Linked DNA regions of Homo sapiens: region 2 is linked to region 1. Evidence: read pairs that join two places in POLR2A ChIA-PET (ENCODE). Cell type or tissue: CD4-positive, alpha-beta T cell. All regions are shown on one strand. Each heading gives the region's core, and the rest is flanking DNA. Links, peaks and the distances in the headings are about the cores only. Region 1 has its middle 11 kb from the start of BICRAL. Region 2 overlaps RPL7L1 (ribosomal protein L7 like 1).

The links. Peaks named below come from ENCODE experiments on the same cell type or tissue, not always from the same donor. Only the 100,000 strongest peaks of a DNase experiment are listed, where the experiment ranks them.
Region 2: POLR2A ChIA-PET joins it to region 1 with 8 read pairs; 34 of 35 experiments call an interaction of 5 or more read pairs at or near these places.

The regions. Positions count from the first base shown.
Region 1 is chr6:42,769,114-42,773,502 of GRCh38, reverse strand. It overlaps a transcript of BICRAL not described here. Among named protein-coding and RNA genes, the nearest start is that of BICRAL, 11 kb to the left of the region's middle. RefSeq lists an enhancer at 2,005-2,204 and a silencer at 2,675-2,724. In CD4-positive, alpha-beta T cell, for the core only: no CTCF peak of the experiment used is centred there; DNase peaks (open chromatin) are centred at 1,532, 2,222 and 3,444; H3K4me3 peaks cover 1,622 bases; H3K27ac peaks cover 3,167 bases.
Region 2 is chr6:42,883,096-42,887,484 of GRCh38, reverse strand. It overlaps RPL7L1 (ribosomal protein L7 like 1), which reads right to left. Exons shown (of 6, transcript NM_001366481.3): 3 at 3,871-4,034; 4 at 2,735-2,872; 5 at 1,402-1,511; 6 at 1-1,229. The coding sequence ends at 1,021. Among named protein-coding and RNA genes, the nearest start is that of PEX39, 5.5 kb to the left of the region's middle. In CD4-positive, alpha-beta T cell, for the core only: no CTCF peak of the experiment used is centred there; no DNase peak of the experiment used is centred there.

The sequences.
Region 1 (4,389 bases), core at 232-4,231:
CTCTTGCCTATAATCCCAGTACTTTAGGAGGCCTAGGCTAGAGAACTGCTTGAGCCCAGAAGTTCGAGACCAGCCTGGGCAACATGGCGATGCTTTGTATTTTTTTAATTTTTTTTTTTAATTGCAGCCAGGTGCAGTGGCTCACGACTGTAATCCCAGCACTTTGGGAGGCTGAGGTGGGTGGATCACCTGAGGTCAGGAGTTCAAGACCACCCTGGCCAAAATGGCGAAACCTTGTCTCTACAAAAATACAAAAATTAGCTGGGCATGATGGCGGGTGCCTGTAATCCCAGCTACTCAGGAGGCTGAGGCGGAAGAATCCCTTGAACCCAGGAGGCAGAAGTTGCAGTGAGCCGAGATCGTGCCATTGCACTCCAGCCCGGGCGACAGAGCAAGACTCCGTCTCAAAAAAAAAAAAAAATTGCTCCACTCCCCATCTCCCCTTCTTCTGTGAAGAAGGGTACTTAGGCACCTGGACCTCATTGGGTTATTGGGTAATCATTCTCCTGCTATTCCCCCATGCTATACATGTTAAATATTAAATAAATTGTTATGTCTTTTCTCCTCTTAATCTGTCTACTGCCAGTTCATTTTCAGCAAACTTTCACAGGGCGGAGGTGAAGCTTTCCCTTGGTCCCTACAAAACTCACTTCCAAAATCTCCCTCGAATACCATCCTCCCTCAATGGTAATTCTTTGCCAATTACCATCACCTGAATTCAGGTCCGCCTATTGCTTGGCCTCCCATTGATCTCCTATCCAAATTGCTACAAAGATCATCTTTCTAGATTCTAGAGCTGGTTGTGTCACACCTTCATCAGCACCTCACTGCCTCACTGCCCAGGGATGTTTATTGCAAGTACAGATTCCCAAACCCAAATCCATAACCAGAGAATGGGAATTTCTAGGGCAAGCTGAGAAGTGGTATATGTACTTTCAAGTGGCTCGGTAATTGGCTCCACCTGCCTCCCCAGGCACATCTCGAGCCAGTCCTCTCCTAGTACCCTGTGGTCCCTTTACAGAGAATACCCTGCCCCTGAACAAACAGATCCAGATTTGGACATATCCTTTCCCATCTGCCTGGAATTCCCTTTTCCTGTGGCACAAGTCCACCATTCTTCAAGGCCCAGCTCCAATGCCACCTCCTCTGGGAAGCCTTCTCCCGTCGCCTAACTCAGTGGCTTTCAAACATCTTTGCTTGAGACTCAATCCCAAGAAACACATTTCACATTGTAATTCAGTAGATATATAATTGAAACAAAGGTTTTTGAAAAAAAAATATCTAAACCTACTATGGAGGATGCATCTTGATGTATTTCATTCTATATTGTCTTTATTTTTTCAAATGCTGTTAGGCACTTGGTAAAGGACTTCATGATTCACTAATGGAGGTGACCCCATTTGAAAAACATTGCTTAAAATGAGTGAGTCCCTTCTCTATGCACTCTATACACGCCTCTATTACCCACTGATCACTTTACAATAATGATTTGTTTACAGTCTGCCTTCATCCTCCTCCTCCCCTCCCCAGACAGGCACATACCACAACCAAATCAGCATATCTTGTGACAGTTCCACAGCTGCTGACAAATGCAGAAATGCGAATATTGGAGAATAAATACTTTAATTGCTTTTGCTCGTGTCTAATTTTTTTTTCTTTTCTGATTACAATTCACAGCATAGTCTATTGAAGACTATGCTATTGGAGACTCAGCCTCCCAAGAGGCTGAGCCTGGGAATTATACTAGCTTCAACCCTTCAGTTAACAGCAATTTTTAAAAACAGCCATTGTATCTCAGTACAATTTAACCAAGGTGTTAATTATTCTCTCCCTCAAAAACAAAAACCACATACACGAAAAACCATCAGAAAATATTTTGTCGGGTTGCTAGCCAAGAGAGTGCAAATGTGGGCAAACAAATCTCTTACTTAGATACTTGCAAGCAAATAGTCAAAAACCTCAAAACCCTCCTTCCCTACCACTTCAGACAGGACCCCCCCACCACCCCCCGCCACCCCCACAGGGGTGGGGATGCAGATATAGAGGCCTTTCTATCTGCGCAGCCTGAAGCTCAATTTCTCACTAGGCGGTCCCTAACAACACAAACAAATGAGAAAAGTAGAAAAAACAAAAAGAAACCAGAGCAGCTAAAAAGCATCACGTAATGAAGCCGGGCCGCAAGTTCCGGTGCGAATTGTACCTGTGACGGATGCACGGGCGCAGCGGCGGCCCGCAGGGGGAGGGGTCCTCTTTCTGCAGCACGTGGCGCCAACGACAGGAAACCTGCCTGCAACACCCGCCAACCCTGTACACCGCTCATTTGCAGCATCGTCATTTGTGTGATGCTAATTTGCTCCATGTCCTTGTAAACGTTCTTACAGAGATAAATGAAAATCTACTGCAGGCTTGGGGTGGCCCTGGGCAGGCTAGGAGAGAAGGAGGGACCCAGCAGTCCCCAGGTGTCAGTGAAAAGCTCTGGGAGTCGGAGGACAGAGTAGGCAATCCTGTTCAGAGAGGGGAGGGCCGGGTGCGGTGGCTCACGCCTGTAATCCCAGCACTTTGTAAGGCCGAGGCAGGCGGATCACTTGAGGTCAGGAGTTCGTGGCCAACGTGGTGAAACCCCGTCTCTACTAAAAATACAAAAATTAGCGGGGCGTGGTGGCGGGCACCTGGAATCCCAGCTACACGGTAGGCTGAGGCAGGAGAATCACTTGAACTCGGGAGGTGGAGGCTACAGTGAGTGGAAATTGCGCCACTGCACTCCAGACCGAAAAAAACAAAAACACTGACCGGGTGGGGTGGCTCATGCCTGTAAACCCAGCACTTTGGGAGGCCGAGGCGGGTGGATCACCTGAGGTCAGGAGTTCGAGACCAGCCTGGCCAACATGGTGAAACCCCGTCTGTACTAAAAATACAAAAAATTAGCTGGGTATGGTGGCAGGTGCCTGTAATCCCAGCTACTCTGGAGGCTGAGGGAGAAGAATCGCTTGAACCTGGGAGGTGGAGGTTGCAGTGAGCTGAGATTGCGCCACTGCACTCCAGTCTGGGCAATATGAGCAAGGCTCCGTCTCAAAAAAAAAAAAAAAAAAATAATAATAATAATAAAATTAGCCGGGCATGGTGGCACGTGCCTGTAATCCCAGCTACTCGGGAAGCTGAGGCATGAGGATCGCTTGAACCCGAGAGGCGAAGGTTGCAGTGAGCCGAGATCACGCCTCTGCACTCCAGCCTGGGTGACAGAGCAAGACCCTGTCTTAAAAAACAAAAGAAAACAAAAAACTAAGAGAGGGAAGAACAGGAGATACTTTAAAGCTGGGTTTTAAAGAATGACTAAGAGTTCTCCAAATCACATGGGGAAAGGCAGAAGAGAGCTCCTGGTAGAGGAACCTAAGAGAGTGTATTTGGCAAAGTCCTTAAATATAAATGAGGGGGACAGGCAGATGATGAGGGGCTTTGCAGATCATGGAAGGGTGTGGATGATCCGTAGGCCGCTGCTTTCCACACTGCAGGTCACAATGCAGTAGGCTGTGCAAGTCATGAGACTGTGACCAGCTTTTATAAAAAATGAAAGAACCTAGATCAGAAGATACCAGAATACATACAAGCAGTAAGGGTGTAAACTTGGGAAATCTGTTTCAGTTATAAATGTGTCTGTGTATGTATGTACTTGTTTGTAATATAAGTGTATTTCTTACTGTGGTGGTGATCTTTAAGTTTTTGAACAAAAAAAATTCTAGACAAACAGGACACAATAAGAGAATGCTATGAACAGATTTGAATTCCATGAGGATAAATGTGGTAGCAGTATGGAAGGTCGGTGGGCAGAGGTGAGGGCTCCGAGCACACATGGTATTGTGTTTGTGTGAGGCTTCTCCAGCCCAGACAGTGAGCTTGATGCTCTAGGACAGACTCTGTGTCATGTAGCTCCCAGTCCCGGCACTTGGCACACAGTAGGCACTAAAGGAATGTTTCTTGACCAGATATGGTAACTAACTTCCAAGATGGCCCCTAGCAAGCCTCACCTCCTGGTATTCTCACCTTTGTGCATCCTCCCTCCTACTGTGTACCAGGGTTGGTTTGGGTGACCAATAGGATAGGGCAGAAGCTTCCCATCTTGGGTGCTCTCTGGATCGCTCACTCTGGGAGAAGCTGGCTGCCATGTCATGAGGACACTCAGAGAGTCTATGGACAGACCCATGTGGTGAGGAACTGAAGTCTCCAGCCAATAGCTAATAGCTTAGGCATCCTGCTGGTAGCCAGACCGCCTCACGGGTGAGCTTGGAAACAGATCATCCCCAGCCTACCCTTCACAGTACTGCAGCCCCAGGGGCCAGCTTAACTATAAACTCATGAGAGACCCTGAGACAAAAACACTCAACTAAGCTCTTC
Region 2 (4,389 bases), core at 146-4,145, 110 kb before region 1:
CAGCCTCCTGAGTAGCTGGGATTACAGGCACGTGCCACCATGCCCGGCTAATTTTTGTATTTTTAGTAGAGATGGCATTTCTCCATGTTGGTCAGGCTGGTCTCGAACTCCCAACCTCAGGTGATCTGCCCACCTCAGCCTCCCTAAGTGTTGGGATTACAGGCATGAGCCACCACGACCGGCCAGCTACTGTCTTTTCTTTGACCCTTTCCAGTTTCTGAAGATAAAGCAGGAAATAATCTTCTCTGAAGATACTTGATAAAAATTTCCAAAACAAAACACATGCTTCCACTTCACTGATAAAAAATTTACCGCAGTTTGGCACCTAAGAGTATGACAACAGCAATAAAAAGTAATTTCAAAGAGTTAAGATTTCTTCAGCAAAATAGATGATTCACATCTTCAAGTCCTTTTTGAAATCAGTTATTAATATTATTCTTTCCTCATTTCCATCTGAATGACTGCAGCAATAGTTTTTTTTTTTTTTTTTCCGAGATGGAGTCTCGCTCTGTCGCCCAGCTGGAGTGCACTGGTGCAATCTTGGCTCACTGCAATCTCTGCCTCCTGGGTTCAAGCGATTTTCCTGCCTTAGCCTCTCGAGTAGCTGGGACTACAGGCACGCGCCACCACACCCAGCTCATTTTTGTATTTTTAGTAGAGACAGGGTTTCACCATGTTGGCCAGGATGGTCTCAATCTCCTGACCTCATGGTCTGCCCGCCTTGGCCTCCCAAAGTGCTGGGATTACAGGCGTGAGCCACCGCGCCCGGCCAGCAATACAGTTTTTAGTTACTCGACATCTTTAAGCCTATAACTCTTAGGCTATGCATAGCCCCATGTCCTAATCAGGCATTCACTGATCCCAGCAGGTCTCCATCTATTTGTACCAGCCTCCTCTATTCCTCCCAATCTCAAGGTTACTCTTAAATACTAGTAAATGCAAAAAGAACTTGTAAAGTGGCAAGGCATGGCCTATCAAAAGTCAGCCCAAGGGCAGTTTTCAGCCCTGCCTCACCTGGGTCTAGTTCAGCTGACGGATGAGCTGATTGATGCGTTCACCCCGATAGCCAGGTGTGCCCATCTCCTTGAGGAAGCCCACTCTATTTTTGGTAGCATGACGGGCCACTGAGAGGTGGAAAGGGCACAAGAACCATGAGATCTCCTGGAAATGCTTCCCTGGGAAGGCAATTTCATGAATGAGGTCTTCCAAGCAAATGACGCCAAACTTCCCTAAGAAACACAAAAGCACAGATTCCTTTATTTAACATGTATCCAGCATATACTAAGCTGGCCACTCTGGCAGACTCTTGGGGCCCCAAGAAGAATACAACCTGAATCTCACATCAAAGCTTCAAAGACCCTGGCTTTCTGCCCCAGCTGATCCCTAAGCTGTAGCACTCACCCAGGTGCTCCTCAATCACTGTATTGTCTGTCAGAGGGATGGTCTTATTCTTGACCTTGGCTTGTCCACGTTTCAAAATGAGTTCTCGGACAGACTTCAGATTTGGAAATCTATGTAGGAAAATAAAGCACGGTTTTCACCAGCACCTGGCACACTACATACCAGTCCTGCAGCCTGGCTGAGAGGTTGGAGAGGTTCTCCCACACACTCACTTCTCCCAACGAGCAAGTGTTCTGCAATCACATTCCAGCTGAAATGCTTGGAAATACTCCTGATAAAGAACTGAAGTGACCCCACTTACATAATTAGAAATTTAAATTTATGGATGTAAATGTTCACCAGGGAAAATATTGCCAACAAAAACAAAACAGAAACCATGTCCTAGCTTACCTTAGGGGCTACGACTCTGGCCTTAGGTGACCCTCTACTCAAGATGGTGCAAGAGTTGGAAATAAAATCCAAGTTTTTGTTGGGTTTCAATGTTTGAGGAATACTACTCTTTTTTTTTTTTTGAGACGGAGTCTTGCTCAGTCTCCCAGGCTGGAGTGCAGTGGCACGATCTCGACTCACTGCAAGCTCCGCCTCCCAGGTTCATGCCATTCTCCTGCCTCAGCCTCCCAAGTAGCTGGGACTACAGGTGCCAGGCTAATTTTTTTTGTATTTTTAGTAGAGACGGGGTTTCACCATGTTAGCCAGGATGGTCTCGATCTCCCGACCTCGTGATCCACCGTGTCTGGCCTTTTTTTTTTTTTTTGAGACAGAGTGGATTGCAGTGGCACAATCTCAGCTCACTGCAACCTCTGCCTCATGGATTCAAGCGATTCTCCTGCCTCAGCCTCCCAAGTAGCTGGGAATACAGGCACACATCACCATGCCTGGCTAATTTTTTTTGTATTTTAGTAGAGACAGGGGTTTCACCATGTTGGCCAGGATGGTCTCAATCTCCTGACCCTGTGATCCACTCCTGACCGTGTGATCCACCCGCCTCGGCCTCCCAAAGTGTTGGGATTACAGGCATGAGCCAGTGTGTCCGGCCAGGAATACTACTCTTACACATGCACTGCCTTTAGCTCTGCTTTAAGACTTTCAAGAACCAAGCTTTCCTTGACCCAGCCTTAGCCTATGACTGAACCAGCCCTACTATGGTATTGTTCAGACCCCTCCCTACCCTGTGTCCCATGGTTATTACAGCTACCCACTGATTTCAGGTTGACTGTGGTCACAGCAAAATGTCCCTTCTACAGCAACATGAGCCCTGGAAAGCAATACCCGGTGCACCCTGACACACTCAAATAGAAATCTAATGTGAATTCACATGGAAAACCTTACTTACCCCCAGGTCACATAAGGTTCCACTATACGCAGCATTTTTAGATTCTGGGGGGTGACTTTTACAAAGACACCACTAAAAATTTTCTTTAGGCGAAGTCTTGCAATGGTTCTCTGCACCAGTAAACTCACGCCGTCAATCCTGAAATGAACAGCAACAGAAGTCAGACAGACTCCCTCCAGTTTATGTCAGTCCAGCAAGCACAACATGCGAGGTCACTACACTGGGTAATCTGGAATAAGACACAGAGACTATGCCTTAAAGAGCTCAGTTTAGTGGGAGGCGGTTATGAAAACAGATCCTTTTCATAATGTGGAGCAGTGCCTGGAATGCTATGGAAATTGAACTTGTGTGTGTTTCAGGGGTAGGCGGAGTGGTGGTATGTAGGTCTACACATGTCCAGCTAAGGAAGCTGGATGTGCTTCTATGGGCAGTAAAAGCTACTGAAGATTTTAAGCAGAAGAGACCAGACCAGATTTCTTTCTGACAATCACCAAGGGCAGTGTATGGGACAGATCACAGTATGACACTAGAGGCAAGGAAATCCAGGAGGAAGGTTAATACAATAGTTCAGGAAAAATATGAGCAGTGGTAGAGGGCTACAAAGGACAGAGCTCATAAACATGCAAAATCCACAGGTTTCTGGTTTGGGTGATTGGGTAGGGGAAACAGCAAGAAGTAGAGTTGTACATGGGGTGGGCAGGGGGTTGGGAAAGTTCCACTAAATGAGGAAAAATGTCTCCCCTTCACTGAATATGCTTCATCCACTCAGCCTTGTTTCAGTTCCTAGAATGATGCCTTGCTTTCCCTACCTCAGGACTTCAGCACGTATGCCTGAAAAATCTCCCAACACTGGTGAACGCCTTTCACATCTTTCAGGTCTCAGGTTGAAGTTCCTGCTTTAGAGAGGGTGTCCTCAACCCCTCTCCCTAGTGAGCACTTTACCCTCATAGCACTTATTTTCAAGCCTATCTGTCTAAGGTCTTCCAAATATTGCAGACTAAATTGTGCTCAACCCTGACATCCTAGCACAATTTGCCTGAGTGGCTTGGGGCATATTATCTCCCTAGAAAGGGGTCTAAAGCTTAAGCAACACTTTGCCCCAGCCTCATGCAATTAGAAAGACACCAGTTCCTTACCTTTCGATGCGTACAACAAAGGCCAAGGAATGTTTATCTGGCAATTCCAAGGCATGAGGTTTCACTTCTAGTCGTCTGAGACGCACCTTGTCACGTTTCTGCCGCCAGGAATCATGTAGGAATGATTCCAGTCGCTTAAACCTGAGCCCTTTTCCTTTCTTCTGCTACAGAGAAGACAGACCATCATCATCATCTTGTGCCTCCATACATTTTTACTTTTAGAACAGTAATTCATAAGTGACAACTGATATAGCTTATTTCCCCGTGTTCCACAATGCGAAGCAAAGCAACATTCTCTATTTTCATATAAAGGAAAAATGAGAAACCAAAGTAAAGGTGGAGTTGAGGAAACTTGGGAATTATTGGGAAAAATAACGAACAAAAAATTAGTTTACATATTAATCAGTGTTTACTAACAAGTTTCCTTAAACTCCACGCCAGCATTTGCCTGCAGGTGTTAAATATTTGCTAAATGAAGACATAAACCATATACACTTGGTGCTCTGCATCTGTGATTCA